Linked DNA regions of Homo sapiens: regions 1 and 3 are each linked to region 2. A link is a loop called in an ENCODE intact Hi-C map of the cell type or tissue named here. Cell type or tissue: dorsolateral prefrontal cortex. All regions are shown on one strand. Links, peaks and the distances in the headings refer to the core of each region. The heading gives the core; the rest is flanking DNA. Region 1 overlaps SIPA1L3 (signal induced proliferation associated 1 like 3). Region 2 has its middle 6.5 kb from the start of DPF1. Region 3 overlaps SIPA1L3 (signal induced proliferation associated 1 like 3).

Region 1 (10,380 bases), core at 1,280-9,279, 57 kb after region 2:
CTATCAATGGAGCAAAGAGTAGGCATTGGTGAGGAGATGTCCAGGGAACTACTGAAGCATGTAACACCAAGAATGGTCAGGAATGCTTTCCCCAGGAGACAAGAGCATCAGAACTGAGAACTGAAGGATGACTGGCTTCAGCTTAACATTTGGCCTGGCTGGGTGTGGTAGCTCATGCCTGTAATCCCGGCACTTTGGGAGGCCAAGACGGGCAGATCATGAGGTCAGGAGATCGAGACCATCCTGGCTAACACAGTGAAACCCTGTCTCTACTAAAAATACAAAAAAATTAGCTGGGCATGGTGGTGGGCGCCTGTAGTCCCAGCTACTCGGGAGGCTGAAGCAGGAGAATGGCATGAATCTGGGAGGCGGAGGTTGCAGTGAGCCGAGATCGCACCATTGCACTCCAGCCTGGGCGACAGAGTGAGACTCCATCTCAAAAACAAAAACAAGACATTTGGCCTCCCAGAAATCCATGCAATAGAAAAGCCTGCACAAGGCCGGGCATGGTGGCTCATGCTGTAATCCCAGCACTCTGGGAGGCTTAGGTGGGAGAACTGCTGGAGCCCAGGAGTTGCTGTAGAGACTCTATCTAGGGACGGGGTCTTGCTATGTTGCCCAGGCTGGTCTTGAACTCCGGGGCTCAAATGATCCTCCCACCCCAGCCTCCCAAAGTGCTAGGATTACAGTTGTGAGGCACCATGCCCAGCCCTAGAGACCCTGCCTCCACAAAAAAATAAAAATAGCCAGGAATAATAGCACATGCCCATAGTCCCATAGTCTTAGCTACAAAACACACACACACACACACACACACACACACACACACACACACACACACACACCAAAAGCCTGCACAAGCACACACAGGCAGGTATGAGGACGGTCTCTGTAGTACTGTTTATAATCAGGAAAAGTTGGAAATGGCCAGGCTGGAGTGCAGTGGTGTGATCTCGGCTCGCTGCAACCTCTGCGCCTCCGGGGTTCAAGCGATTCTTGTGCCTCAGCCTCCTGAGTAGCTGGGATTATAGGCATTCACCACCATGCCTGGATAATTTTTGTATTTTTAGTAGAGACGGGGTTTCACCATGTTGGCTAGGCTGGTCTTGAACTTCTGGCCTCAAGTGATCCACCTGCCTCGACCTCCCAAGGTGCTGGGATCACAGGCATGAGCCACTGCGCCCTGCCGCAAGCATATCCTTATGATCAAAAACTATGCAGCCAGTGCAAAGGTCAATCTCTGTTTATGTATGAGGACAGATGGTCTGAACTATAGTAAATGGAAACGATGCATGGTATAAAACATGATTCTGTGTATTTAAGGGAAAAAATATATAGATAGATATACACACATATGTATAGAGAAAAAAAGAAATAAAGTAGAATTTTATACTTTTTTTTGTCCTTTTTTCCCCCTTTTTGTGGGGAATGGGGTCTCACTAAATTGCCCAGGCAGGTCTCGAACTCCTGTGCTCAAGCTATCCTCCTGCCTCTGCCTCTCTGAGAGCTGGGATTACAGGCATGAGTCACTGCGCCTGGCAAAATAAACTAGAATTTTTTTTTTTTTTTTTGAGATGGAGTCTTGCTCTGTCACCCAGGCTGGAGTGCAGTGGCGCAGTCTCAGCTCACTGCAACCTCCGCTTCCCAGGTTCACGTCATTCTCCTGCCTCAGCCTCCTGAGTAGCTGGGACTACAGGCGCCCACCACCACACCTGGCTAGTTTTTTCTATTTTTGGTAGAGATGGGGTTTCACCGTGTTAGCCAGGGTGGTCTCGATCTCCTGACCTCATGATCTGCCCACCTTGGCCTCCCAAAGTGCTAGGATTACAGGAGTGAGCCACCGCGCCCGGCCCAGCTAAACTAGAATTTTTAAAAAGTCACTGTATTTCTTGCAAGGTAAGGGTTAAGTGGCATGTTTTTTGTTTGTTTGTTTGTTTTTTTGTTGTTTGTTTGTTTTTTTGAGACGGAGTTTCACTCTTGTCGCCCAGGCTGGAGTGCAATGGCATGATCTTGGCTCACTGCAACCTCCGCCTCCCAGGTTCAAGCGATTCTCCTGCCTCAGCCTCTCGAGTAGCTGGGATTACAGGCATGTGCCACCACACCCAGCTAATTTTGTATTTTTAGTAGAGATGGGGTTTCTCCATATTGGTCAGGCTGGTCTTGAACTGCTGACCTCAGGTGATCCACCTGCCTTGACCTCCCAAAGTGCTGGGATTACAGGTGTAAGCCTCCATGCCTGGCCTAAGTGGTATGTTTGAAAGAACTGGGTTGGTAAAGGTTTAGAGAAAAATCTCTGGAGGAGTGTACACTAATGGATTCTCTCTGAAAGTAGTAATGATGGGGAACATGTACGGAATAAAAGTCAAATTAAGCTGGGCATAGTGGCATATGCCTGTAGTCCCAGCTACTTGGGACGCTGAGGTGGGAGAATCGCTTGAACCCAGGAGTTTGAGGCTGCAGTGAGGCATGACTGCACCATTGGATTCCAGCTTGGGTGACAGAGTCCCCATCACTCAAAAAAAACAAAAAACAAGCAAATAAAAAAAACAAAAAAAAAACCAACCCTAAAAAAAGTCTAATTAAACTACATAAATGGCACAGGGTAAAAAGTAAGTGGCCAGCCGGGTGCAGTGGCTTACGCCTGTAATCCCAATACTTTGGGAGGCTGAGGCGAATGGATCACCCGAGGTCAGGAGTTTGAGACCAGCCTGGCCAACATGGCGAAACCCCATCTGTACTTGAAAAAAAAAAAAAATTAGCCAAGTGTGACGGTGTGCACCTGTAATCCCAGCTACTCAGGAGGCTCAAGTGATTCTCCTGCCTCAACCTCCTAAGTAGATGGGATTACAGGTACCCACCATTATGCCTGGCTAATTTTTGTATTTTTTAGTAGAGACGGGGTTTCATCATGTTGGTCAGGCTGGTCTTGAACTTCTGACCTCATGATCCGCCCGCCTCGGCCTCCCAAAGTGCTGGGATTACAGGCGTGAGCCACAGCGCCCAGCCTGAACGTTCTTTCTTTCTGGAGCGCCAGTGTGCCCATGCGTCCTCCTGAAGTCTCAATATCAACTTGAAAACTGGGGCAGCATAGTGTGGGCTTTGCTGTCCACCTGACCCAGTTCCAATCCTGGCTCCCATCAACACAGTGGCCAACTTGCGTGGGGTCTATTCCCCTCAGTGAGCCTCAGTTTCCTCCTCTGAGAAATGAGGCAATGACAGCACCTGCCTCACGAGATCCTATGTGCTAAGTGCTCAGCACTGAGTCCTGAGGAGGAACCGCGGAGCTGCAGGTGCCAGGGAGGTGGTGGGTCCCTGGGCTCTGGGCTCAGACAGCACTGGTGGTAGCGGGGGAGGGGCAGGCAACGTGCTCTGTGCTTCCATCCTCACCTTCAACCAGAGAGCTATGCATTAACCTGCTTGACATCTTAGGGGAGCATTTAACATTTTGTTGGAGTCAAAGGATTTATGCTTCCAAAAAAAGCTGAAAAACCAGAGGCTGGGTAGAGAAATCATACCAGCTGCATAAGTGTGTGCAATGCTTTTGGTCTGTTCAGCCTGGGGACTCTGAAGGGGACCAATGGGTGGTCCTGGGTGGGTGACAGGCTCTCAGGGAGCGAGCTGTGGTCCCTGCCTCCAGGAGGAGCAGTGGCACAGTAGGTGGCAGTGACAGTGCTGACCACTCTGAGCCTGTGGAAGCTGCCTGGCCTTGTTCTAAGCATCTTATAGGCGTCACCTCACTTAGCCGCCGTAGCAACCCCGAGACAGGAACTACCACCACCTCCATGTTCCAGGTGGGGGAAACTGAGGCCCAGGGAGATGAAATAACTTGCCCGAAATGATGTAGCTAGTGGGGGATAAGAGCCAGGATGTAGACATAGGTAGTCTGGTTTGAGAGACGATATTTTAACCACCATTCTGTACTCCCAGTGACAACAACTGTTAACGATAAATATCAATACATAATACATGAGAATAAAACACAGCAGCAGCTGATACACTTGAGCCCAGCTATGTCTCCAGTCCTGTGATAAGTGCTTTAAACTCATGGTCTCAGTTCGCCCTCACAACTTTAGATGGAGGATCCTTTTTTTTTTTTTTGAGAAAGAGTCTAGTTCTGTCACCCAGGCTGGAGTCCAGTGGTGCCATCTCAGCTCACTGCAATCAAGTGATTCTCTCGCCTCAGCCTCTCGAGTCTCTGGGACTACTGGCACCCGCCACCACACCTGGCTAATTTTTGTATTTTTAGTAGAGGCGGGGTTTCATCATGTTGGCCAGGCTGGTCTCAAACTCCTGACCTCAGGTGATCCGCCCGCCTCGGCCTCCCAAAGTGCTGGGATGAGAGGCGAGCCACCGTGTCTGGTTGACAGATCCTATTACCCCCATTTTACAGATGAGGACATTGAGCCTCAGAGCACCTAAGGGGCCTGAGAGAGATCACGCAGTTGGGGTAAGAGGTGGAGCTGTGATGTAGACATAGGCAGTCAGAGGAAGAGCCCTGAAGTCACACTGCTCACCCACATACCCCGAGGGCCCCCAGCCACTTGGCCTTCACCCTGGACCAATCTTGCTTTCTCTCCCTGACGTGTGTCATGGGCTGGAGAACCAATTCATCCCTGCATGCGGCTGGAATTGTGCTCCAGTGTAGGAGCCGTAAGCAGCCACATTGCCCCTGTGGCCTGTGGGGCAGAAGCGACGGGTCTTCAGGAAGCAGACACAGAGAGGGTCTAGGCAAGAGATTCAACAGAGATACCAATCAAGCCACTGCTCGCTACCTCCACCAACCACTGCCACCTGTATTGTCAGAGCGGCCTCCTCCTGGCTCCCTCTTCCTCCTGCATCCTTCCCCAGCCTCAGCACACAGCCAGAGAGATCCTGGGAACATGTGAATCAGATCAGGACTCTCTCAGGGTTCCACCTCACTCTGGGTAAGACCCAGAGCCCTCCCGACAGGGCCCCCCATCTGCCCCCCTCTCTTCTCTGCCCCCAGCTCCTCCACACTCCCTCTCCTTCACTCTGCTCCAGCCATGCGGAAGCTGTTCCTCAAACACATCAGAAACACTGCTACCTTGGGACCTTTGCACTGCTCCCCGCCCTGCAGATCTCTGCCTGGCTTCCGCACTCCCTTGAGTTCCAGGAGACGGCCTCGCTTCCTCTTCCCAAGCTGTGACTCTCCGAGGAGGTCTCTGTCTCAGGTGACCCCAGCCTCCCAACACTCACAGGCAGGGTGGGCCCCGGTGGATCTTCAGGCCCTCAGATTACCTTTCAGGGCTGTGTCCCCAGAAGGGCATCCCAGGGACTCCTGGCGCAGCCTGGGGAAGCAAGGCCACGTGCTTCCTGCCTGCCTGGGAACGCCCGGCTGCGTCAGCTCCATGTGGAGCCGAGAGCCTATGACTGCTCCTAACAGCTCTGACAAATTGCTCTGGAAGCCCAGAAAGCTCTGGAGTGCGTGCTGCCTCAGGAGAGGGCGAGGGCCAGGTGGCTGCCCGCCCAGGATCACTCAGCCCACTGCGGTGCCCATGGCAGGCACTGGCGCCTGGCAGCATGCCTGGCAGCTGGGCTCCCATGACGAATGTCTGGAGGGAGCATCTGTGAGGTCATCGATGGGCACAAGCTGCTACAGGCTGCACCTGCTTCCACGGCAAGGGCCGCAGCCCGGGGAAGGGAGGGTAGGGGGCTCCCCGCTTGGGCGTGTCAGGACCCATCCCTCTCCTGGCAGCCTTTGAATGCTGACCACCATCCTCCCCCTGCCCAAGATAGTCCGTCCTCTCCAGAGTAGCCCACAGTGATCTTTTCTATTTTTTCATTTTTACATTTTATTATTATCATTTTTTGAGATAAGGTCTTACTTTGTCACCCAGGCTGAGTGCAGTGATGTGATCTCGGCTCACTGCAGCCTCCACTTCCCGGGGTCAAGCAATCCTCCAACCTCAGCCTCCCAAGTAGCTGGGACAACATGCGTGTGCCACCACACCCAGCTAATTTTTTGTAGACATGGGGTTTTGCCATGTTGCTCAGGCTGGTCTTGAACTCCTGGGCTCAAGTGATCCACCTGCCTTAGCCTCCCAAAGTGCTGGGATTACAGGTGTGAGCCACTACGTCCAGCCCACAGTAATCTTTTTAAAAACATTAAGTCAGATGATGTGCTCAAATGCCTCCCATGGCTCCCATGTCCCTTGGAACCAAATCCCAGCATCTGACTTTGGTCAATATGCCCGCTAGAACCAGGCTCCTGCCACCTCACTATGCTGACCTCCTGCCACTCTCCCCCCATCCCACCTGCTTCAGCCCCTCTGGCCACCTGACCATTTCTGGAGCATTGAGAGTAAGTTCACCCTCAGGGTCTAGTCATCTACTGTTTCCACTGCCTGGATCTCACCCTGGCTTCCTACAACGCATCACCTCCTGAGAAGCCTTCCCAGAGACCCGCTGTTTTTGCCTTTCCTCCCCAGCACTTATCACCTCCTGGCACACTCCACGGTGGTTCGGCTGTCTGTCTGTCTTGTCCTGTCTCCAGGAGAATGACAGCTCCATAAGGGAAGGATGCTGCGACACCTGGCACAGAGTAGGGGCTGCAAAGGTCAGTGACTGGAAGAATCAGTCCCCGCTGGCTGCCCCACTCTGCCTCCTCTTCTCACAAGCACCTCAGGTGCTCCCAGGCCACGGCAGCCTCCAGACACGTGGCAGCCACCCTGGACTCTCACATGGCTTGCTGGCTCTGCCCTGGGCCTGCATCTCCCTCCCAGCTTACTTCCTGGCAATGCCGCCTGCTGCCACATCCACAGTTGCTTTGTCCTCCAGCTCAGGCCCACGTCCTCCCATGCAGATCCAAGCCTCAGCCCCCTCAGAGACTTTGCCTCCTGTCTCGCTGCCAGCACCATATTTTGGAACACAAATCCACCCGCATTACCCTGGCTGCTCTTAAGATGAGATCCAAACTCCATAATGGAGCTGGTAGGGCCCTGAATGTTCTGGCCACTGCTGATTTCCCCAACCTCCCATTGGCTGCCCTACCTGCCTACCTACCTACCTACCTCCAGGGCCTTGCTCTGTCACCCAGGATGGAGTGATTGATTGATCAACAGGGTGTCAATCAGTTACCCAGGATGGAGTGCAGTGGTGCAATCACAGCACACTGCTGTCTCGAACTTCCAGGCTCAAGTGATCCTCTCACCTCAGCCTCTTGAGTAGCTGGGACTGCAGGAGCCTACTGCCATACCCAGCTAATTTAAAAAAATTTTTGGCCAGGCATGGTGGCTCATGCCTGTAATCTCAGCACTTTGGGAGGCCAAGGTGGGTGGGTCACCCGAGGTCAGGAGTTCGAGACCAGCCTGGCCAACATGGTGAAACCCTGTCTCTACTATAAATACAAAAATTAGCCGGGCGTGGTGGCAGGTGCCTGTAATCCCAGCTACTCGGGAGGCTGAGGCAGGAGAATCGCTTGAACCTGGGAGGCAGAGGTTGCAGTGAGCTGAGACTGTGCCATTGCACTGCAGCCTGGGCAACAAGAGCGAAACTCCATCTCAAAAAAAAAAAAAAAAAAAAAAAAGTTTTGGTAGGGGGATAGAGATGGGTCTATGTTGCCCAGGCTGGTCTCAAACTCCTGGCCTCAAGTGATGCTCCTGCCTTGGCCTCCCAAAGTGCTGGGATTACAGGCATGAGCCACTGTGCCCAGCCACAATTTCTATACTTGAGCCCAAGGGCCTGTGTTCAGTGGCCTGACGATACCACCCTCCTCCCTACCACAGGGACTTTGCACACGCAACTCTAATTCATAGACATACTTTCTCCACGCCTCATCTTTCCCTTCTGTTTTTTTGTTAATGGTAAATAGTCATATATACATTCTTCTGAATGAGAAATTCAACAGACTTAAAAAAAAACATATGTGTGTATATATACATAGTTGTATATATACATACTGAGGTTCACAACATATATTGAGGCCCAGAAAGTGTGTGTGTCTATATATATGTTGCATATATACACACAATTTCAAAAACAGAGCAAATACCTGTATAACTGCATCCCAGATGAATGTCTCTCCAGCCCCACTGAACCCCTCTCCTCCTTCACCCGCTCCCTCCTCCCTGTCCCCCTCATCCTTGGCAGATGTGACCCTCGTTCAGGAACATTATCGCTGGCCCTAGGCTAGATTAGACACCTCCTCCAGCTCTGCATCCCATCCACCCTCAGACCCCACCCGTCTCTGCAGGCTGTCCCCTGGCACAATTCATTCATGACTTTTGGCATTATTCACTAGCTGTTTCCCATGGGCCTCCGTCCGTACCAGGACGGTGGGGATCTGGTCTGCCTGTTCCAGCTCCCTGCAGAGGCCCCGGTGCACAGCAGGCGCTCGCTGTGTGAATAAATACCAAGTTCTATGCCACAGAGTGCTGTGGAGGTAGACATAGGGCAGTCAATGAGTGCTCATGCTGGGCCTGTTCAAAGGTGCCTGCCTTCCAGGAGCAGAGGCTGGGGAGCAGGCTGTCACTCCAGCCCAGGGGCACGTTCTGACGACAGCACATGAGGGGGGCTGCTGGGCTGCCCGGTGCACAGTGCAGTGTGGCCGCCATGGGAGGCAGAGGCACGTGTGGCCACTTGAACCAAGGTCTGGCCCCAAGCAGGTGGCTCTGTGACCATCCAGGGAACTTGTGCCTACTGAAATGGGAAGACTGTGGGAGGCCAATGGAGTGAGGTGGGGTGAGATGGACAGTGGGAGTCCGTCTCATTCTCTGTCTGGACTGCTTTTCCCTCCTGACTTCCCTGGCTAGCTCAGACTCTTTCTCCAGGAAAGCCCCTCCCACAACTGGGCTGGCCCCTCTCACAACTGGGTTAGGGGGGCCCCCTTTGGGCTCTCACATCCCTGTACCCCTCCATCATGGCCCCAACCCCTCTGCCTGGCCCCCCTCCAGCCCACCCTGGCCCCTCTACCTGGGCCCCTCATCTTACCCTGGCCCCTCTACCTGGGCCCCTCATCTCACCCTGGCCCCTCTACCTGGGCCCCTCATCTTACCCTGACCCCTCTTCGCAGCTGCCTTGTATCCCAGCCCTGACCCCTTAGCCTGGGCCCCCCACCCTGACCCTGACCCCTCTGCCTGGGCCTCGCCCATCTTGACCTGACCCCTCTGGGCTGTCTCTGTCTGGGAATGCGTCAGTCAGGCAGGACTGGGGCTCCCCCAGTCACCGCTGTGTCCCCAGCACTGCCTGTAACAGGTCTTGGACCAGGGGGGATATTCTGATTTCGTGAATTTGAGGCAAGGCCTCATTTCTGTGTGTTTTTCAAATACACCCTCATACCCCATGATTCTGACAGGCAGTCTTCAAGTCAAAGCACTGTTCTAAGGGTACATTCAATCTTTACCACATCCCTATGATGTAGGTATGTGGTTTATCCCTAGTTTCACAGATGAGGAAACTGAGGCCCAGAGAGGTTCAGTTACTTGCCTGGGGGTACACAGCCAAGAAGTCGCTGAGGGAGGGATTGAATGCAGGTGGGCTGACACTAAAGGCCACACTCTTATCCACATGGATTTTTTTTTTTTTGAGACTGAGTCTCACTCTGTTGCCAAGGCTGAAGTGCAATGGCGTGATCTCGGCTCACTGCAACCTCTGCCTCCCAGACTCAAGCGATTCTCCCGCCTCAGCCTCCAGAATAGCTGGGACCACAGGCGTGCACCACCACGCCTGGCTAATTTTTGTATTTTCAGTAGAGATGGGGTTTCACCGTGTTGGTCAGGCTGGTCTCGAACTCCTGGCCTCAAGTGATCCACCTGCCTTGGCCTCCCAGAGTGTTGGGATTACAGGCGTGAGCCACTGCGCCGGGCCTGGATATGTTTTTTTAAATCAACTCATTTTATTTTCTCCTTAACTTGTCCAAGGTGGTATCTGTAAAATCAGGGGGTGAGTTGCAAACTCTTTTTCCTAATACTCATGAAAGCAAGCATATATCCATTTAAAATAAAACATTTTCCTCCCCGCACCACCCAAATCACCTCAAGCACCCCATTTTGGGAAATGCTGTGCCACACTCAAGCCTGGTTGCCTAGGAGAAAACTTCAGGAAGCAGCTTTAATGAGCAGATAAGAATGATTTGCAATTAGCATCAATTGTCTGTATGCAAATTAAAGCTCCCAACCGCAGGGCCCTCTTCTGCAGCGGGCTCCTCTCCCATTTCATTGCCTTCATTTCTGGGTTCAGCAGATCCTTTCCTTAGACACAGGGTTATTTCATACCCACCCTCCCATCTCAGCCACAGTCTACTCCAGGCCTGGCTGTCTTTATGTCTCGGATTTCAAATCCTCCCAGTTGTTCGGGTTCGCTAAGGTGGTGGTCCCATGCCTGGAATGGGGGCTACTGCAATCGAGACCTGAGGCCCCTGGT
Region 2 (10,380 bases), core at 1,465-9,464:
GTCGGCTCACTGCAACCTCTGCCTCCTGGGTTCAAGCGATTCTCCTGCCTCAGCCTCCCGAGTAGCTGGGACTATAGGTGCGTGCCACCACGCCCAGCTAATTTTTGTATTTTTAGTAGACACGGGGTTTCACCATGTTGGCCAGGATGGTCTCAATCTTTTGACCTTGTGGTCCGCCTGCCTCGGCCTCCCAAAGTGCTGGGATTTCAGGCTTGAGCCACTGTGCCCAGCCTGAGCCACCGCTCCCAGCCTGATATATCTTTCTTTCTTATTTTTTTTTTGAGCCAGAGTCTCACTCTCCTGTCTGTGTCAAGTCTCCCTCAGCACCCCAGGCTGGAGTGCAGTGGCACAATCATAGCTCACTACTGCCTCGACCTTAGCAGTCATGTCTCCTTCAGAAGCCCAGGCTGGGCTCCAGTGATCCTCCTGCCTCAGCCTCCTGAATAGCTGGGAGTATAAGTGCCCCTCACCACACTTGGCTAATTTATTTTTAATCTTTTGTAGAGATGGGGTCTCACTATGTTGCCTTGTCTGGTCTCAAACTCCTGGGCTCAAACAATCCTCCTGGCCAGGCACGGTGGCTCATGCCTGTAATCCCAGCCCTTTGGCAGGCCGAGGTGGGTGGATCATTTGAGGTCAGGAGTTCGAGATCAGCTTGCCCAACATGGTGAGACCCCATCTCTACTAAAAATACAAAAATTAGTCAGATGTGGTGACGCATGCCTGTAGTCCCAGCTACTTGGGAGGCTGAGGCAGGAGAATCACTTGAACCAAGGAGGAGGAGGTTGAAGTGAGCTGAGATGGCGCCCCTGAACTCCAGCCTGGGCGACGGAGTGAGACTCTGTTTCAAAATCAAGCAAAAAAAAAAAAAAAAAAAAAAAAAAAAAATCCTCCCACCTTGGCCTCCCAAAGTGCTGGGATGCTGGGATTACAGGCTTGAGCCACCACACCCAACCAGATCTGGGTTCGAATCCTACTTCTCCCTGCCATGAAGGTTGAGGGCTTCCCGTCTCAGCTCATTGCTGACATTTGGGTGCCTGCTTCCCAAGTGTGGTCTGTATGATTCAGTGATGTGTGTAGCTTGTTAAAGCTCAGTACAGGTCCTGACTCAGGAGGAGCTGAACCAATGAGTCTTTATTTGCTGTTACGATTATTACTGTTGCTGCCCTGATACTGCATGGCCCCCCAGCCCCACCTCTTCTGCGCCTCAGCATCCCCATCTGGGCAGGAAACTTTTTTTTTTTTTTTTTTTTTGATACAGGGTCTCACTCTTGTTGCCCAGGCTGGAGTGCAGGTGGCATGATCTCAGCCCACTGCAGTGTCTGCCTCCTGGGTTCAAGCTATTATCCTACCTCAACCTCCTGAGTAGCTGGGATTACAGGCACCTGCCACCATGCTCAGCCAGTTATTTTTTGTACTTTTAGTAGAGACAGGGTTTCACCATGTTGGCCAGGCTGGTCTTGAACTCCTGACCTCAGGTGATCCGCCTGCCTCCGCCTCCCAAAGTGCTGGGGTTACAGGCGTGAGCCACCGCACTGGGCCTGGGCAGGAAACTTCTGAAAGGTACATCTGAACATCCCAAGGGCCACTTAGGGAAGGCTTCCTCTGAATTGTAGCGGGCAGGAGAGGGGAGAAGTGGCTGTTAGCAGTTGCATTTCCTTCAGAGGCCAAAGCTGGACCCAGTGGGTATGGGGCAGAGTTTTCTGTGATTCCAGGTCCACCGGAACCTTGGATTAGAGGCGTGTGTGTGTGAGAGAGAGAAGGAGAGGGAGATACCCTGGTGACCAGGTCCTGGGCAGGGTCTGAGGCTCAGGGTTGGGGGCCCAGTGTCTCTGCGGGCAGCCCCATGGCCTGCAGGATGTCTCCCGGATCTGAGGCTTCCGAAGCAGCCTCTGCTGGACAAAGACTGGGGCCACAGCGCCCTCTGGTGGGCAAACCCTTGGGTTCCAGGGTTAGGAGAAGTGACCACAGGTTGAGACTTTTAGGGTTTGTTCCTCAAAGCTTGAGTGATGGGCATTAAGAAGATCAGGCATTAAGGCCCCAAGAGGTCAGAGCAGGAACCTTGCCCTGTGTCTGGGTAGATCAGGGGGTCAGGACTCAAAAGGATTCACATGCAGGCCGGGTGTCCTCTCCTCCAGGAAGGCATCCCTGACTGTCAGGCTAGGCCAGGAGACAGCCGCCTCTGGGCTCCCACAGTGCCCTGTGTCTCCCCCGCTCCAGCCCCGACCCCTCTGCCTGTGCCCCCCAATCCCTGCCCGGACCCCTCTGCCTGTGTCCTCCTTGTCCCAGCCCCGACCCCTCTGCCTGTGCCCCCCAATCCCGGCCCGGACCCCTCTGCCTGTGTCCCCCTTGTCCCAGCTCCGACCCCTCCGCCTGTGCTCCCCATCCCACCTGGACCCCTCTGTCTGTGCTCCCCATCCCACCTGGGCCCCTCTGCCTGAGTCCCCCTTGTCCCAAACCCAACCCCTCTGCCTGTGCTCCCCAATCCTGGCCCAGACCCCTCTGCCTGTGTCCCCCTTGTCCCAGCCCCGACCCCTCTGCCTGTGTCCCCTAACCCCACCTGGACCCCTCTGGACATCACTGTCTGGTGATGAGTCTGTTACTCTTCTGGACTCCAAGCTTAAGGCAAAGTCTGGGGCCATCTTATTTGCTGCTGTGTCCCCAGCACATCCACAGAGGGATGGAGACCATCATCGTTCTCTAGAAATGAGTGGATGTGACATTTATTTATTTATTTATTTTGGGATGGAGTCTCACTCTGTTGCTCAGACTAGAGTGCAGTGGTGCCATCTCAGCTCACTGCAGCCTCCACTTCCTGAGTTCAAGTGATTCTCCTGCCTCAGCCTCCCTAATAGCTGGGACTACAGGCGCCCGCCACCACGCCCGGCTAATTTTTGTATTTTTAGTAGAGACAGGGTTACACCATGTTGGCCAGGCTGGTCTCAAACTCCTGACCTCAGGTGATCCACCCTCCTCGGCCTCCCAAAGTGTTGGGATTATAGGCATGAGGCACCGCGCCCGGCCAAGTGTGCCTTTTAATGTATCCCTTCTCTCTGCCTTGAAGCCTTAGGTCCAGATGCTGTGCTGGGCACTTTTCCTTAAAAAAGGCCCCAAATTTGCCCCTCACTTCAGGTTGTCCAAGTGTCCATATGGGGTAGGGCAGAGCCTGGATCCCACCTGATTCTCTTCATGCTGGGTGCATGCTTTTGGACACTGGGGAGAGGCATGGAGCATGACTAATTGATACATTTATTTTATTTTATTATTTTATTTTGAGATGGAGTTTTTTGCTCTTTTGCCCAGGCTGGAGTGAAGTGGCACAATCTCGACTCACTGCAACCTCCGCCCCCTGGGTTCAAGTGATTCTCTTGCCTCAGCCTCTTGAGTGGCTGGGATTACAGGCACGTGCCACCACACCTGGCTTATTTTTGTATTTTTAGTAGAGCTGGGGTTTCACTGTGTTGGCCAGTTGGTCCCTAACTCTTAACTTCAGGTGATCCACCCGCCTCGGGCTCCCAAAGTGCTAGGATTACAAACATGAGCAAACTGCACCTGGCCAATACATTTATTTATTCATAATTTTGGCTGGGTGTTGTGGCTCGCGCCTGTAACCCCAGCACTTTGGGAGGCTGAGGCAGGAGGCTAGGGGCTGCAATTTTAGCTAGGGTTGTGTCTGAGGAGGTGGCATTTAACCGGAGACCTGAATGAAGTGCGGGATGGAGTGAGGCAGGTGTCTGTGGGAGGAGCACTCTAGGCAGAGGTGCAAAGGTCCTGTGGCTGGAGTGGGATTGGAATGTTCCAGAAATAGGGAGGAAGCTAGTGGGGCTGGAGTGAAGTTAGCCAAGGGAAGGAAGGAGGTGAAAGAGGCCAGAAATGTGATGAGGGTTGAGGAGGGATGGAGGAGGGCGTAGCGAGGGCTTTGCATTTTATTCAAATTATGAAAGAAGCCGCTGGAGGTTTGAGCCAGAGAGTGGTTGGATGCAGATATATGCTTAATTAATTAATCATTATTATTATTAGTTGAGATGGAATCTCTCTTTTGCCCAGGCTGGAGTGCAGCAGTGCGATCTTGGCTCGCTGCAACCTCTGTCTCTCAGGTTCAAGCGATTCTCCTGCCTCAGCCTTCCGAGTAGCTGGGATTACAGGCATGCACCACCACAGCTGGCTAATTTTTGTATTTTTAGTAGAGATGGGGTTTCACCATGTTGGCCAGGCTGGTCTCAAACTCCTGACCTCAAGTGATCCACCCACCTTGGCCTCCCAAAGTGTTGGGATTACAGGCATGAGCCACTGTGCTCAGCACAGAGATATGCTTCAGATAGCCTGCTCTGGCTGTGTGGGGAGAGCAGACTTGAGGGGCAGGAGCCCAGTGATGAAGCTGCTACCATAGTCCAGGCAGCAGACAATGATGGACAGGACTGGGGTGCAGGCCATGAAGTGCAGAGAGTGGGTGGAATCTGGATATGTTTTGAATGTAGAGACAACAGAATTTGCCGATGGGCTTGGAGTGTGTGTGCGAAAAAGAAGAGGAGAAGGAGAGTTCAGGATGATTGATTGCACTTAGAACAAAATCCATTTTCTTTATAATGACCTACAAGGTACTACATGAGCCGGGTCCTTGCTCTCTCCCCAGGCTGTCTCCCCCTGCTCACTCTGCTCCAGTCACACTCAATTGCTTCCTGATCTTTGAACATGCCACACTTGTTCCCAGCCCAGGGCATTTGCACTTGGTGATCCTGTGCCTAGACATGCTTCTTAGTGCATGCTGGCAACTTCTAGACCTTAGCTCAAATGTCATCTCTTCAGAGAAGCCACTTCTTCACTCCTTCAAATCAATCTGTTTTCTTTTTTTAAAATTATCTTTTATTTGCTTCTTTTTTCTTTCTGGAATCTGTGTTCTGCTGAATCTATTTTATTTTCTTCTTTTCTTTCTTTTTCTTTCTTTCTCTTGCTTGCTTGCTTGCTTTCTTGCTTTTGACGGAGACTCTCTCTGTTGTCCAGGCTGGAGCTCACTACTGCCTCCAACTTTCAGGCTCAAGTGATCTTCTTGCCTCAGCCTCCTGAGTAGCTGAGACTCCAGACATGCATCACCACACCCAGATAATTTTTAAACTTTTTGCAGAGATGGGATCTCACTATGTTGCCCAGGCTGGTCTTGTGCTATGGGGCTCAAGCAATCCTCCTGCCTCAGGCTCCCAAAGTGCTGGGATTATAGGTGTGTGCCTGGACTCTTCTCTTTTTCTTTTTCTTTCTTTCTCTCTCTCTCTCTCTCTTTTTTTTTTTTTTTTTTTTGAGACAGGGTCTCGCTCTGTCACCCAGGCTGGAATGCAGTGGTACAATCTCGGCTCACTGCAATCTCTGCCTCCCAGGCTCAAGTGATCCTCCCACCTCAGCTTCCTGAGTAGCTGGGACTACAGGCATGCACCACCACACCCAGCTAATTTTTTGTATTTTGGGTAGAGACGGGGTTTCGCCATGTTGCCCATATTGGTCTTGAACTCCTAAGCTCAGATGATCCACCTGCCTTGGCCTCCCAAAGTGATGGGATTACAGGCCTCCCAAAGTGATGAGCAACCACGACTGGCCCCATTTTCTTTTCTTTATAGCACCTTTCACTGTCTGAAATGATTTTATCTATTTATTTTCTTATTATCTGTCTTTCTCCACTAGAATGTCAGCTCCTTGAGAGCGGCAACTTTGTTTTGGTCATTGCTGTATCCCCAGTGCCTAGAAGAGTTCCTGGAACACAGCAGGCACTCAGTAAATGAACAAAGGCACTGATTAACCCCTGTGCTTGTTCACAGGCTGTCCGACATAGAAGAGACACCCAAATAGGCCTAGACAAGAATACACGACAGACCCTAGGGTCATCCACATACCCTGGGGACATCTAGAAGCTAGGGACCACCTGCTTCCGCGCCCGCGGTGCCTGGAGGGTGGAGATCCCGAGTTGGAGACCGAGCACTCCCAGGGAGGGAGGAAAGATGCTCTGGGGGGAGCCCCGCCCCTCCCTGTATCCCCAGCAGCCAATGGGAGCGCGGTCCTCCTGACGCCCCCTGGGACGTGTAGTCCGGGCAGGGGCGCCCTCGGGCGCCGCCGCGCGCCCCTAGACTCCACGTCCCGTCGTGCGCTGGGAGGCGCGGGGATTGGCTGAGCCCCGCCCCCGGCCCGCCCCGCTCCGCTCGCGCCGCAGCCCCAAGAATGAATGAAATCGTAGCGCGCTGGGCGGCAGAGCGGGCGGCGCAGGCCGGGCTGGGCCCGCGCGCGGCGGCAGCGGCGCCCCGGGCCGGAGGCGGCCCAGCCGAGCGGGCCATGGCCACCGCCATTCAGAACCCGCTCAAGTCGTGAGTGTCCCTGCCGTCCCCGCCCCCTGTCCAGACCCCCCCACCAGGAGCCCTTCCCCCGCCCGCCCTGGGGCTGAGGAGGGGGACGCAGCGCGCGGACCGTAGTTGAATGGGGGCCCCCAGCGCGAACCCTTGCCCCGGGGGTCCCCACCCCCTGTCGCCCCCTGGGGTTGGGGGCGGGAGCCCCTCCAGGGTCGCGGGGGCGCCTCTTCTTTGTCGCTGTCAGTGAAGGAATGCGGCGCGGGCTGGGGGTGGCGGAGGCCGTTTCCCCACCCAGAGTGGGGGTAGGGGTTTCCCTCTCCTCCATCTCTCCCTCAGGGTCTCCGGAGGTGCCGGGCCTGCCCCGGCCGGGGCTGAAAGCTCGAACACCTAAGTCCGGACCTCGGTCTCCAGGGTTTCCATCACCCGCTCTCCGCTCATCAAAGCGCCTTTCTCTCTTTCCCCTTCTTTCTCTGAGGACCCCGGCCCTCGCGGCCGCAGGGTGGGAGCTGAGACGTCGGGGGTCCCCAGTTCCATCCCCGCTGCCTCCCCTTTTTCCTCCCGGGATCCCGGGAACTGGAAGCCCCGAACCCGCCGTCAGTCTGGACCGCGGCATCCCTCCCTCTCCCCGCGCATACACATCAAACGGGAGCATCTCTGATCCCTTTGGGGACCGGCTGCCCAGGAGGGGGTGCCGGGAGCGCCCTCGGTCTCCGGGGATTCCCTCCCTTTCTCCCTGGCCGCGGTCCTCCGAGCGTTCGCCTCTTCCCGGGCCCGGTGGCTGGGAATCCGGAAGCCTGGGTCCGAGCCTGGCCCCTCCTGACCCTCTCCTCTCCTTGCCATCCCTCGCGCTCTCCACACCTCCCCTTCCCCCTCTCCATCTCGCTCTTGCTTCCTCTTCGGGATCCCGGACTCCACGTCCCAGCGCTCCCCACCCCCCGTTCCCAGGCGGTGACAGCGGGCTCCAAGTGACAGGCACTCGGCCGCTCCCGCCCTCCCTCCCCGCAGGCGAGCGAGGCGCTCCCCTCCCCCTCCTCCCGGGCCTGGTGGAGGAGGCGGAGGGCGAGCGCCCGCGGCGTCGCACAAAGGGGCCGGGGCGACCTCCCCCACCCTTCCCCCAACCCCGTGCGCTGGCTGCCTTGACCTTGAACATCGAGGGCTGGGGGCGGGGGTGGGGGGTGGGGGGAGAGAGGGAGAGAGGGAGCGCCCCCCTACCCCACCCACGAGAAGGGATGCGCCTGCTGGCTGGACCAGAGGCCGCCAGTTGCTTCTGGTTTCTGGCGGGAATGGGGGTGGGAGGTGGAGGGTGGGAGTTGGGAGAGGAAGGGGGGCAGGGACTTAGAGGCAAGCGCCTACACGTGTGGCTTCGCCGTGAGCAGGGTGCCGGGAGCGGGTGTGTGGGGCTCGGGTCCGTGTGAGGTGGTGTATGATGGTGACACCCCTCTGCTGCCCTCTCACCCTAAGTGGCACACACAGACAGCTGTCTCTCCTGTGAGGGGACATCCGCAAAATGGCTGGGAACGGGGCTCTTGTGCAGGTTGGTGGATCTACAGGCGATGGGGCCCCTCACCCTGACCCTGGCCCAGACCCCTGGGAGGAGGTGTGCTACAGCCGTGAGCAGGGGCCCAGCTACAGTAAGCCTGGACTGGGAGGGCCCTACCCCTCTGTGCCCTTCCCTTCCAAAAGGTCTCTGTGGGGGTGAAGGTGGGGACTCCCTGGCTCCTGAAAGAATGTGAGTCAAATCCCCTGGGGAGAAGGAGCTGCAGGGTGCCGCCCTCGGAAGTTCCGACTGCCTGAGTTCCAAAACCAGCTTGAGCCACGAATGTTCCCTGCCGTGAGCCTCAGTTTTGCCATCTGTGTATGGGGGCTTCTAACAGCCCTTACCACCCGATGGGACTGTCGTGGGGCTAAGGCCATCTTTGTAAAGCAGTTAGCACAGAGACTGACACTGACCAAATGTAGTGATTATTATTAGTAGTATCAATATTGATTTATGAAATTGATTTCTACTGTGGGCCAGCTCCCACACAGGGCATTGGGGGATGGGGCAGGAGGATTGTTTGGGCCAGGGAGAGGACTGGGAGTTCAAGTGTGTAGGAGAGTATGTGGGAGTGGTGTGTGCAGGTGGTTAGGGCAGAAGGAAAGAAAGGAGAGCCCGCTGCAAGTGTCAGCCTGCGTCTGTGGGTAGATATCCTGCTGGTGGGCCGGGCATGGTGGCTTATGCCTGTAATCTCAGCACTTTGGGAGGGCAGGGTGGGCAGATCACTTGAGCTTAGGAGTTTGAGACTAGCCTGGCCAACACAGGGACACCCTGTTTTTACAAAAATACAAAAATTAGCCGGGTGCGGTGGCACAGGCCTGTAGTCCCAGCTACTTGGGGGTTTGAGGTGGGAGGATCGCTTGAGCCTGGGAGGTGGAGGCTGCAGCGAGCTGTGTTCATGCCATGGCACTCCAGCCTGGGCCATCGAGTGAGACGCTGTCCAAAAAAAAAAAAGAGAAAAAGAGAAAGAGGAAAGAAAGAGAAGAAAAGAAAGAAAGAAAGAAAGGAAGGAAGGAAGGAAGGAAGGAAGGAAGGAAGGAAGGAAGAGAAATAAAAGAAGAAAAGAAAAGAAAGAAAAATAGAAATTCTGCTGGTAGAGGAGGACTGTTAGGAAGGTCTGCACTCAGTGTCTACACTCGGGCTTCTCTTAATCAAATCGACATGAGAGTTTGGGGTGGGGCAGGAGTGAGTCTGCGTGTCTGAGGCTAGCGGTGTGGGAATCAAGTGTAAGAGGGTGTGTTACGGGACCTGTGAGCTAATGGGAGGTGAGAGAGGAAGGTGGGGTCACAGCTCACCGTGGGTAAGGTGTGAGGTGGCCACTATAGGGCCCTGGAGGCCAGAGTGATCGTAGGGGTGTCAGTGCCCCTCACTTAATCCCCTTGTCACCACTCCAGGCCATATGTGAATCAGAGACCTACCTCCTGTTCCAGGAGAGGGGCCGGCCAAGACCTTACCTGGCTTAGATGGGCGAGTTTGTGGAAAGGGTCTAAGACTAGAGGAGTGTGTGTGTGTGTGTGTGTGTGTGTGTGTGTGTGTAGAAGTGACCGTGAGTGTAGGAGGCCTTGACTGGATCTCTCTCTTGGGGGGATTTCAAGTGACAAAAATGGTGAAGGCTAGCGGGCCACTTCTGTCGGCTGGGGCGCCCCCTGGTGGATGAGGGCGTTTGTGGGCGTGTTAATTACAGCAGCCGCCCAAATTTGAATGCTGGCTCTACAGGGGTCCGGGTGGAAGAGGGGAAGGGGAAAGGGGGAGAAGGGGTGGGAAGGGGAAAGGGGGAGGAGGGGTGAGACGGGAGGGGGGACGGGGTGGTGGTGTTGCAGAGAGACTGGGTCAGTTTGTGACTCAGTGGGTCTGCTCACTCCCTGGGGATCTCTTCGGGTGGAGTCAGTGTGGGTGACAGTGGGAGAGAGAAGGAGGTCAGGACTACTTGGGGAGGGCCGTCAGGGGTGCCTGCCTCCTTCCTTCAGTCTTACCTTCAAAGAGCCGCCAGGGCATGCGGGCATGTGAGGTTACCTTCCTGTGCCTCAGATTCCTCACCTGGAAAATGCAGATAATAAAAGCATCCCGGGGTGAACTGTGCCCAGCACATGATGGGTGCATTTACTCATTCAACAAATATCTACTGAGCATCTATTTTTTTTTTTTTTTTTGGAGACAGGGTCTTGCTCAGTTGTCCAGGCTGGAGTGTAGTGGTGTGATCATAGCTCACTGCAGCTTCGATCTCCTGGGTTCAACCAATCCTCCTGACTCAGCCTCCTGAGTAGCTGGGACCATAGGCATGTGCCACCATGCCCAGCTATTTATTTTTTTTTTAGTAGAGACCAGGTCTCGCTATGTTGCCCAGGCTGTTCTCCTGAGCTCAAGCGGTCCTCTCATCTCAGCCTCCCAGATTGCTGGGATTACAGGCATGAGTCACGGCGCCCTGCTTACTTAGTTTTTTGTTTGTTTGTTTGTTTGTTTGTTTGCTTTTAGAGACAGAGTCTCGCTCTGCCACCCAGGCTGGAGTGCAGTGGTGAG
Region 3 (10,380 bases), core at 1,561-9,560, 89 kb after region 2:
GCAGGAGAGTCACTTGATTTAGCCCAGGAGTTTGAAACCAGCCTGGCCAACATGGTGAAACCCTGTCTCTACTAAAAATACAAAAATTAGCTGGGAGGGTTGTGCGTACCTGTAATCCCAGCTTCATGGGAGGTTGAGGCATGAGAATCGCTTGAACCTGGGAGGCAGAAGTTGCAGGGAGCCGAGATGACACCACTGCACTCCGGCTTGGGCAACAGAGCAAGACTCCGTCTCAAAATAAATAAATAAATAAAAATAAAAAATAAAATAAAAAACTTTTGTTCTGTGAAAGACCCTGTAAAAAAGACAAACTAAAGGCTGGGAGGAAATATTTGCAAATCGCATATCTGACAAAGGACTTGTATTTAGAATGTCCAAAGAACTCTTAGACACAGAACACCATCACACCCAATTAGAAGACGCACAAAAGACACGCACAGGCACTTCACTGAAGAGGATACAGGGGTGGCAAATAAGACATGAAAAGGTGTTCAATATCCTTAGCCATTAGGAACATGCAAATTAAAATCACAGTGAGATATCACTGCACACCTATCAAAAGTAGCTAAAATGAAAAACAGTGACAACGCCAAATGGTGAGGATGTGGAGACCCGGATCACTCACGCTCTGCTGGTGGGAATGTAAAATGATACAGACACTCTGGAAAACAGTTTGGCAGTTCCTTTTCAAACTAAAAATGGACTTACCATACGGTAAGCAATTGTACTCCTGGGCATTTATCCCAGAGAAATGAAAACTTATTTTCATGCAGAAACCTGTATGCCTGAATGTACATGTTCACCGCATGAATATTTATAATAGCCAAAACTCGGAAACTACCCAAATGTCTTTTTAAATCTTTTTAAAATATATTTTTAATATTTTAAAAAACTTTATTTCAACCCAGCAGCATAGATTCAAAGTGCCCTGAATATGCACTCCCCCAAATGTCTTTTGATGGGTGAGTGGTTAAACTGTGGTATATCTAGACCACGGAATAAACAGCATAATGAGTGAACTAGAGACTCGCGACAACGTGGATGAACCTTAAGGACATTCTGCTGAGTGAAAAAGACAACCTCTGAAGCATACGTACATCTGATTCTTTTTATCTAACATTCATCATGAAATAACAATAATTAAAAGACAGGTTGGGTGTGGTGGCTCACGCCTGTAATCCTAGCACTTTGGGATGTCCAGGTGGGAGGATGGCTTGAGGCAAGGGCTTCAAGATCAGTCTCAGCAACACAGCGAGACCTTGTCTCTATGAAAGAAAAGAAAAATTGGCTGGGTGTGGCGGTGCATGCCTGCAGTCCTAGCTAATTGCAAAGCTGAGATGGGAGGACTGCTTGGGCCCAGAAGAGTGAGGCTTCAGTGAGCTATATGATCGTGCCATTGCACTCCAGCCTGGCTGACAGAGTGAGACTTTGTCTCCAAAAAAAAAAAAGAGCCTCAGAACAGATGAATGGTGAATGGTTGCCAGGGGTTAGGCACAGGGGGAAGAGATGGGTGTGGCTATAAAAGGGTAGCATGAGGCACCTCGTGATGGTTACACAACACTTCACATGTGATAAAATTGCACAGAGCTACAGACACACACACACAAATGAGTGCATGTATAACTGGTGAATTTTGAATAAGCTGTAGGCCTGTACCCATGTCAACCTCTTGCTTTGATATTGCGTTATAACCATACAAGATGTTAACAATAGGGGAGGCTGCGTGAAGGGTTCAGGTTCACAAGACCTCCCTGTATTCTTTTTTTTTTTTTTTTTTTTGAGACGGAGTTTTTGCTCCTGTTGCCCAGGCTGGAGTGCAGTGCCACAGTCTTGGCTCACTGCAACCTGCACCTACCAGGTTCAAACGATTCTCTCGCTTCAGCCTCCTGAGTAGCTGGGATTACAGGCGCGTGCCACCACACCCAGCTAATTTTTTGTATTTTCAGTAGAGACGGGGTTTCATCATGTTGGCCAGGCTGGTCTCGAACTCCTGACCTCAGATGATCCACCGATCTCGGCCTCCCAAAGTGCAGGGATTACAGGCGTGAACCACTGTGCCCGGCCACCTGTATGTTTTTTTTGGCAACTTCCTGTGACTCAGTAATTATTACAAAATAAAAAGTTAAAATAATAAAGGCAGATACCAAGACTTTAGGAGAAAACAACAACAACAACAACAGTTCCCAAGAGCTTTCGGTAACACCACTGCCACCACCTTTGTTACTGGTGAGTCACTCTGACTGCCATTTCCAACCTCAGCCCCTGCTGTCACCTGGGTGCCCCCACACCCCATGTCCCGCACACACCCGATTCCTCTCTGATTCTCCTGTGTTTCACAGCATCCTGCTTGTTCATATCTGTGGCCTTTACTCTGTTTGGAATGACTTTTTCTCTCCTCTCTGTCGCAGACTCCTATTAGTCCCTCAAACTTCTGTTCAGATGTCACCTCCTCCAGGCAGCCAGTCTAGACCTCCAGTGCTGGGCTGTGTTCCCTCTTCCTCTATTAGAGTGCTCATCAGAGTGCACATGGTTTTTACGATCCTCTCCATCACAGTCAGCAAGGGCTGACTACAGAACCCCCTCGTAATTGAGTATCTCAAATACTCCTCCTGGCACGCCAGAAAGCTCTTGAGACCCTTTGCTGAATGAAAGCTGAATGGTGGCTACTAGAAGAAGAAACAGTGGGCGTGTTTCTCCAATTGAACAAGAGGCTTAGAATCTAACAATGGATGACTGTGGTGACTCTCAGAGAATGGTCCCTGGTGCAGCACCCCGAACCTACCAGGTCAGAAATTTGGGGCTCAGGCCCAATAATCTGTATTTTAACAAGTCCTCCTCTGGGTGATTCCAATGCCTGCTAAAGATTGAGAACCACTGGTTTGGTGGCCTGATCCCTGGTCTTAAGGCAGGTGGTTTCATTTTAACAAACCCACTCACTCCATCCTTTCATCCAATATATACCAAAGATCAGCCATGTGTCGGACTGTGTACTATGTGATGGGAGGTCTTGAAGAGCACGCTTACCCTCTCTGTCTCTCTCTCGCTCTCTTACAGGTGCACATACATGCACGTGCGCAAGCACACACACTCTTAGCTGGCTAATAAGGATGAAGAGTGCTCAAGGCCACAGTCAGGAAATACACAGGAATTGGGGGGCAGTGCCTTGCCTCAAGAGGGAGCTCCAGAGAAGGGTTCTGGAGAGGGGCACAGAAGCTTGAGTTGGTAGGATGGGGGGAGTGTGGGCGAGGAGTGTGAAGCATATTCAGGCCAAGGAAGGAACACCATCAAGGCTCTGAAATACAGACAGTCCCCCTAGGAAGCTGGGAGTGGCCAGTGTGGCTAAAGTGTGGCACTGCACGAGACTCGCAGGGGCCCTGGTGGCCACAGGGAGGGGCCAAAGCTGTGTCCTGAGGGCTCTGGGAGTGGTGGGAGGGTTTGGAGCAGGGGACAGGCATGTTCAGGTATAGAAAGATCTGGCCAGGTGCACGGGCTCACACTTGTAATCCCAGCACTTTGGGAAGCTGAGGCAGGCGGATCGCTTGAGGCCAGGAGTTTGAGACCAGTCTGGCCAGCATGGTGAAAATCCGTCTCTACTAAAAATACAAAAATTAGCTGGGCGTGGTGGCGAGAGCCTGTAGTCCCAGCTACTTGGGAGGCTGAGGCAGGAGAATCACTTGAACCCGGGAGGTGGAGGTTGCAGTGAGCTGAGATTGCGCCACTGCACTCCAGTCTGGCGACAGAGTGGTCTCAAAAAAAAAAAAAAAAAAAAAAGACACAGAAAGATCCCTCTGGCTGTTGAGTGTTGAGTGGAGGGTAGACCAGGGGAGGTGAGATGAAGGCTGGAAGCCCACTGTGGTGGCCTGGGCAAGAGAACAGGGAAAGGAGGAGAGGGTGGGTGACAGAGATGCTCAGGAGGAGGACCACTGCAAGGAGGAGGAGGAAGGGGACATTCACAGGATGAGGGCCACAGCTCAGGCCCAAGGACTAGGATTGATGTGGCTGCCCCTGAGACAGGGACCTGGGGGCAGAGGAAGAACAGAGGGCACGAGGGCTGAAGGCAGCTGGGGAATAAGCTCAGCCGGAGCCAGAGCCTGAAGGGCCTTGAATGCCAAGTTTATCCTGAGGGCACTGGGGAGCCATGGAGGGTTTGGGGAGATCTCTCAGGCTGGTGGGGAGCCATGGAGGGTTTGGGGAGATCTCTCAGGCTGCCAGGTTGCAGATGGACGCAAGTGGGCAGAACTGAATCCTGAAAGATCTCGAAAACTGGGTAATGCTGGCAGCCTGGTCCTAGGGGCTTAGGGCTGGAGAGAGTTAGATGCATGGCCGTGCTGGATAGTGGATGCTCTTGCTTGACAGGTGTCAAGAGAACAGCAATCAAAATTCTGCTGCAAGGAAAGCCAACGATGGGTCCTGCCCAGCCCGGCCCAGTTTTGCTCCAAAACTTGAGACATAACCACCCCATGGGGCTCCTCTGAGGACCTTCAGGGGTCCAGAAACACCATAAAATGGCAACTAGAATTGTGGGGGTGTGCATTTGCTGGGGAAGAAGGAGGCACAGCTTTCATCAGATCCCTTAACATGAAAAGAATTGAGGGAGGCTGACCTTTCTGGGGATGGCTTGTATCTCACGTAGGTGGCCGAACCGGGGGTGGAGAAGCTCCCAGAAGGCTGTCGGTAGGGAGGGACTCTGTCGGCCCCTGCTGGTGATACTGTGTAAGGGGTTTCTGGGAAGCTGACAGGCCTAGAAGGAGACAGGGGAGGAAGGAGGCAGAGGGTGAGTAGGAGGGTACCCCTGCCCTGGGAGGATGGACGGACAGACAGATGGATGGACAGACGGACAGACAGACAGACCAACCGAACTTTCCCCCGCCCAGCCACATCCCTTCTGCTATTCACTGCTCAGGATGAAGGGGAGGATGCTGAGCACAGGGCGAGAGAAGCTGGGATGCTCCTGGGCCCCCTCTTCCCGGATCCACTGCGGCTGCCCGCAACTCACAGCTTCTGCAGGCTGCTCAAGACCATTCTCGCCTCTGCCCCCTGGGGACAAGATGTCCCTCTGCAAGTTGGATTCCTTCATTTTTTGGAAAATTTTCTTTTTATCTTTTAATATATAATATCTTCAAAAGAGTATCTGTTAAGTTATATTTGTCATCATCATAAAACAAACTCCCTGAAGCTACCAGCCAACCCCAGGACTAGAACGGTGGTGCTAACATCTACCTGTGGGCTTCCCCACTTCCCATTTCCCTGCCTCCTCCAGGAAGAAGTCACTGTCCTAAATTTTGTGCTTATCAGTCCCTTCACCTTAAAAATAACAGTTTTATTTTATTTTATTTTTCAGAGATAAGGTATTGCTCAGTCTGGAGTGCAGTGGTGCAATCACAGCTCACTGCAGCCTCCAACTTCTGGGCTCAAGCCATCCTCCCACCTCAGCCTCTTGGGCAGCTGGGACCACAGGTGTGCATCACACCTGGCTAATTTTTAATAAATGTTTTTTATAGAGCCAGGGTTCTGCTATGTTGCCCAAGCTCTCTAACTCCTGGCCTCAAGCAATGCTCCTGCCTTGACCTCCCAAAATGTTGGGATTACAGGCGTGAGCCACCGTGCCCAGCCTAAAAAGCAGAGCTTCAGTCGTCTACTTAGTATAATGGATTTCTAACCCAGAGCTCCCCAGCACTGGGTCCCCAGACAAGAGGCCAACGGTGAAAGCTGAAACGAAGGAGGGAGGGAGGAACAAGGGAGACATAAGGATAAGAAGGAAGGTCGAAAGCTTGAGGCGAGGAAGAGGATGGAGGAAATAGTGAGGAGAGGGAGGGGCGGAGGATGGGTGTGGGCTGGTGGGGGTTGGGAAGTATTGGTCCCCCCAGCAGGTGCTTACCTCTTGCTGTGCAGTGGCTGGGACTCCCGGAAGGGGACTATGGGGGTCTGCTTCAGGGGCCGGCTCAGGGACTGGGCATGGCCGGGAGTGGTTGGAGTGGCCCACTTGGAGGCTGGTAGAGAGTTATGGGATGCGGGCCCGCTCCACTGCCAGGGAGCATTGCTGCGGTAGGGGGGCCGGCCCCCAGGAGTGATGCTTTCCTGCTCCGTCTTGGGCTCCGAGGTATTCATGTCGTAGGTCTCCGGCCAACCCCTGGGGAGAAAAACTGCATTACTCAGAAAGGCCCCAGCCCACCAACACGTGGGCCTGCTGTCTAGGCTGGGTTTTCCTGGCCCAATATAAACCGGGATGGCTTTTTTTTTTTTTTTTTTTTTTTTTGAGACAGAGTCTTGCTTTGTCGCCCAGGCTGGAGTACAGCGGCATGATGTTGGCTCACTGCAACCTCTGCCTCCTGGGTTCAAGCGATTCTCGTGCCTCAGCCTCCTGAGTAGCTGGGACTACAGGCAAGCGCCACTACGCCCGGCTAAGTTTTGTATTTTTAGTAGAGAAAGAGTTTCACCATGTTGGCCAGGCTGGTCTCGAACTCCTGACCTCAGGTTATCCACCCGCCTCAGCCTCCCAAAATGCTGGGATTATAGGAGTGAGCCACCGCGCCCGGCTGGGGATGGCCTATTTTAAAAGTCGAGTGAATACTCCTTAAAATGGTCTGAAACTTACCAGCTCAGAGTCTTCAACCAGGACGGGACCCAACACAGGGACTCCGACTGCCTGGCCCTTTCCACCTCATCTCCTCTTCCCTCCTCCCACTCGAATTCTCTGTTCCCGCCCCTCGCTTCTACCTGACCCAGGCCACACGGCTGCCAGGCCGCCAGTGTCCTCGACAGACCTGCCTGGCCCCCCTTAGCGGTACTCAGGGCCAGAAAGGCGGATGTCCTCAGAATCAAAGGACAGTAACTGCCTTGTTCCAAAGAATCTTAAAGGCAGCTGGAAGAGGAGCAGGTGACCTACTTTGTGGGGTGGTTAAAAAAAAAAAAAAAAGCCATGAAATCTACAACCTTGAAATAGATGCAGAGAGACCTGTGACTCCCCCTAGACCAGGCTGGCACATGCACCATGGTGCTCCTGGCTTGAGGCGGGGAGATCCGCCGGCTGGGCTGGCATTCTCCACTGCCACTGCAGCCCTGCATGGGAGGGGTCCCCGAGCCATGCTCATGAAATCCACCTCCTGGCAGCTGAGAGCTGAGCTCAGAGGAGCCTTCAGCCTGGAAGTGCCCATACCCCCATCGAGCTGATCCTCTGAGTGTCTCCTGAATTCCCTGGAGCCACCCCGTTCATGGCCACCCAGCAAAAGATCTGGTGGATATGGTGGTTCAGAGGCTGCTATGGTCTGGATGTGTGTTCCCCCAAAAGTCACGTGTTGGAAACTTAACCCCCAATGCCACTGTTGGGAGGTGGGGACTAGTGGGAGGAGCTTAGGGCAGAGCCCTCATGAATGGATGAATGCCACTATAGAAAGGGCTTGCGGGAGTGGACTCTCTCTCTTCTTCTCTTCTGCTGTATTTGGACGTGGCGTTCCTGTCCTCCAGAGGTCACAGCATTCAAGGCCCCATCATGGAAGTAGAAAGACCAGGCCCTATCCTGCCAGTGCCTGGATCTTGAACCTGCAGCCCCCACAACTGTGAGAAATGTATGTCTGTTCTTTATCCATTATCCGATCTCATATATTCTGTCATAGCAGCACAAAACAGACTAAGACAGAGGTGGATGCGCTCTGGCACCCAGGGCCCGACACACCGCACCCCTCGGTAGCGCCATGGCTGGAACTGACACTTGGCAGTGTCTTCTGGCTGTCCCTTTGGACTGGCAGCTGCCAATGTCTCACCAGGCACCAGGTGAGGAACAATAACAATATGAACGTCTATCAGAGCCTGTAGACATGCCAGGCCCGGGCAGAGGTGGGGAAAGGTACTATCACTGTCTCCAGGCAGTGCACACCTGCCATTCCTGCCTGCCTGGTGTCTCTCCCCACACCCCCTCTCCTGATAACAGGTCTTTGTTAATATGGGCTCTGGGTGGGGCTGACCCCACTTCCTGGCTCCAGGTATTAGCATGTGACCCAGGCCTGACCAATTAGAAGCTTTCTCCAAGCACCCACCCTGACACGATGACTAGCACAGAATTGTCATGTGCTCTAAGCAGGGCCAACGAGAGATAACGAGCATCAGTTGTTTGTTTTTTTTGAGATGGAGTCTTGCTCTGTCACCCAGGCTGGAGTGCAATGGTGAGATCTCGGCTCACTGCAACCTCCACCTCCCAGGTTTCAGCGATTCTCGCGCCTTAGCCTCCTGAGTAGCTAGGACTACAGGTGTGTGCCACCACACCTAGCTAATTTTTGTATTTTTAGTAGAGATGGCATTTCACCATGTTGCCCAGGCTGGTCTTGAATGCCTGACCTCAAGTAATCTGTCCTCCTCGGCCTCCCAAAGTGTTGGGATTACAGGCGTGAGCCACCACACTCAGTTTTTTTTTTTTTTTTTTGAGATAGAGTCTCGTTCTGTCACCCAGGCTGGAGTGCAGTGGTGCGATCTCGGCTCACTGCAACCTCTGCCTCCCAGGTTCAAGCGATTCTCCTGCCTCAGCCTCCCGAGTAGCTGGGATTACAGGCATGTGCCACCATGCCTGGCTAACTTTTGTATTTTTAGTAGAGATGGGGTTTCATCATGTTGGCCAGGCTGGTCTCGAACTCCTGACCTCAGGTGATCCGCCCACCTTGGCCTCCCAAAGTGCTAGGATTACAGGCATGAGGCACCACGTCCTATTCTGGAACTGTTTCGAAAACCCCCTGTGGGAGGGGGAGGCAAGAGACTGACTGAGAATGACAGCAAACATGGAAAGGTAAACAAGGGACAGAGACTCCTGGTGAGGGTGTCTGAGTCCCTGGATATGGCTATGCCTAAATGCTGTCCCATCTCCTAGTCTTGTCGGCTACGTGAGCCAGTGAAGACTCTCTTTTGCGGCGCCATGTTTCAGTCTGTTCTGTTGCTGGTACGCAGAGTCCTGATCAGTACATCACCTTTTAAAGACAAGTAAACCGAGGCACAGAGAAGTTAAATAACCCATCCAAGGTGAAACAGCCAGTAAGAAGTAGAAGTTGGATTTAAATATTTAGCACGTTGACTCCAAAGCCCACAACTTTAACCACCATGGACAATGGCCCCACCGTAGAGTGGTTTGGGAGCCAGTGGGTAGATTTCTTATGTCCTTGACTTTTCCTTTAGTTACTTTATTATTTTTTTTTTTTATTTGAGACAGAGTCTGGCTCTGTTGCCCAGGCTAGAGTGCAGTGGCGTGATCCTGGCTCACTGCAACCTTCGCCTATTGGGTTCAAGCAATTCTCATGCCTCAGCCTCCTGAGTAGCTGGGACTACAGGTGCCTGCCACCATGCCTGGCTAATTTTTGTGTTTTTAGTAGAGATGGGGTTTCACCATGTTGGCCAGGCTGGTCTCAAACTCCTGACCTCAAGTGATGCATCCACCTCGGCCTCCCAAAGTGTTGGGATTACAGACATGAGCCACCATGCCTGGCCTTTTCCCTTAGGTACTGATGGCTTCATCTTGGGCTAAGAGTCCCTGGGTACGACCTCAAAGAGAAAAACATAGCTGGGCAGTCCCAGCTACTCACACAACTCAGTCTGAGTTGGGAGGATCACTTGATCCCAGGAGTTCAAGGCCAGCCTGGGCAACACAGCAAGATCCTGTGTCCAAAAAAATAATAACTAAATAATAATTAAAATATAAAGAGGAAAATATTAATCAATCACTTTGAAGGCAGCATGGGCTGGGTGCAGTGGCTCACACCTATAATCCCAGCATTTGGGAGGAACAGACGAGAGGATCACTTGAACCCAGGAGTTCTAGACCCCATCTCCTAAAAAAAAAAAAATATGGGCCAGGTGCAGTGGCTCACATCTGTAATCCCAGCACTTTGGGAGGCCGAGGCGGGTGGATCACCTGAGGTCAGGAGTTAAAGACCAGCTTGGCCAACATGGTGAAACCCCATCTCTACTAAAAATACAAAAATTAGCCAGGCATGGTGGCACGTGCCTATAATCTCAGCTACTAGGGGGGTTGAGGCAGGAGGATCGCTTGAACCTGGGAAGCGGAGGTTGCAGTGAGCTGAGATCATGCCACTGCACTCCAGCCTGGGCAACAGAGTGAGACTCCATCTCAAAAACAACAACAACAACAACAAAAATGAAGGCAGCATGCAGCATGGAGAGGTACAGACCAGGGCTGCGGGGCCAGATGGCTGATCCAGATTCTAGCCCCGTTATCACCTACATGGGTGTGGGTGAGGAATTCTCTTCTCAGAGCCTCAGTTTCCTAATCTGTAATATGGGGCTGGCTGTGAGCATTCTCTGAGCGTTAGCAGAGTCTGCACATGACAACTGCTTAACAAATCAGAGCTGATGCAGTTGCCTCCTCCAGCTGATTCTAAGGAC

What was found. A loop is a pair of places that touch in the nucleus more often than their neighbours do. Peaks named below come from ENCODE experiments on the same cell type or tissue, not always from the same donor. Only the 100,000 strongest peaks of a DNase experiment are listed, where the experiment ranks them.
Region 1: it touches region 2 in a loop (2.7-fold over the local background); 3 of 110 quality-filtered maps call a loop at or near these places.
Region 3: a loop joins it to region 2, with 5 times the contacts of the local background. A loop is called at or near these places in 45 of 110 quality-filtered maps.

Annotation. Positions count from the first base shown.
Region 1 is chr19:38,168,552-38,178,931 of GRCh38, reverse strand. All of the region lies in intron 15 of SIPA1L3 (signal induced proliferation associated 1 like 3), which reads right to left. Among named protein-coding and RNA genes, the nearest start is that of SNORD152, 11 kb to the right of the region's middle. RefSeq lists enhancers at 2,941-3,441, 7,931-8,492. In dorsolateral prefrontal cortex, for the core only: no CTCF peak of the experiment used is centred there; DNase peaks (open chromatin) are centred at 5,511 and 6,751; H3K27ac peaks cover 3,144 bases.
Region 2 is chr19:38,225,523-38,235,902 of GRCh38, reverse strand. It overlaps a transcript of DPF1 not described here. Among named protein-coding and RNA genes, the nearest start is that of DPF1, 6.5 kb to the right of the region's middle. RefSeq lists enhancers at 1,637-1,686, 7,654-8,424 and a silencer at 5,924-6,303. In dorsolateral prefrontal cortex, for the core only: CTCF peaks have their summits at 1,927 (motif pointing left), 1,934 (motif pointing left) and 6,058; DNase peaks (open chromatin) are centred at 1,902, 6,062 and 7,262; H3K4me3 peaks cover 2,807 bases; H3K27ac peaks cover 3,017 bases.
Region 3 is chr19:38,136,934-38,147,313 of GRCh38, reverse strand. It overlaps SIPA1L3 (signal induced proliferation associated 1 like 3), which reads right to left. Exons shown (of 22, transcript NM_015073.3): 11 at 5,879-6,130; 12 at 4,604-4,741. Among named protein-coding and RNA genes, the nearest start is that of SNORD152, 21 kb to the left of the region's middle. RefSeq lists an enhancer at 2,934-3,783. In dorsolateral prefrontal cortex, for the core only: a CTCF peak has its summit at 4,708 (motif pointing left); a DNase peak (open chromatin) is centred at 4,693; H3K27ac peaks cover 5,215 bases.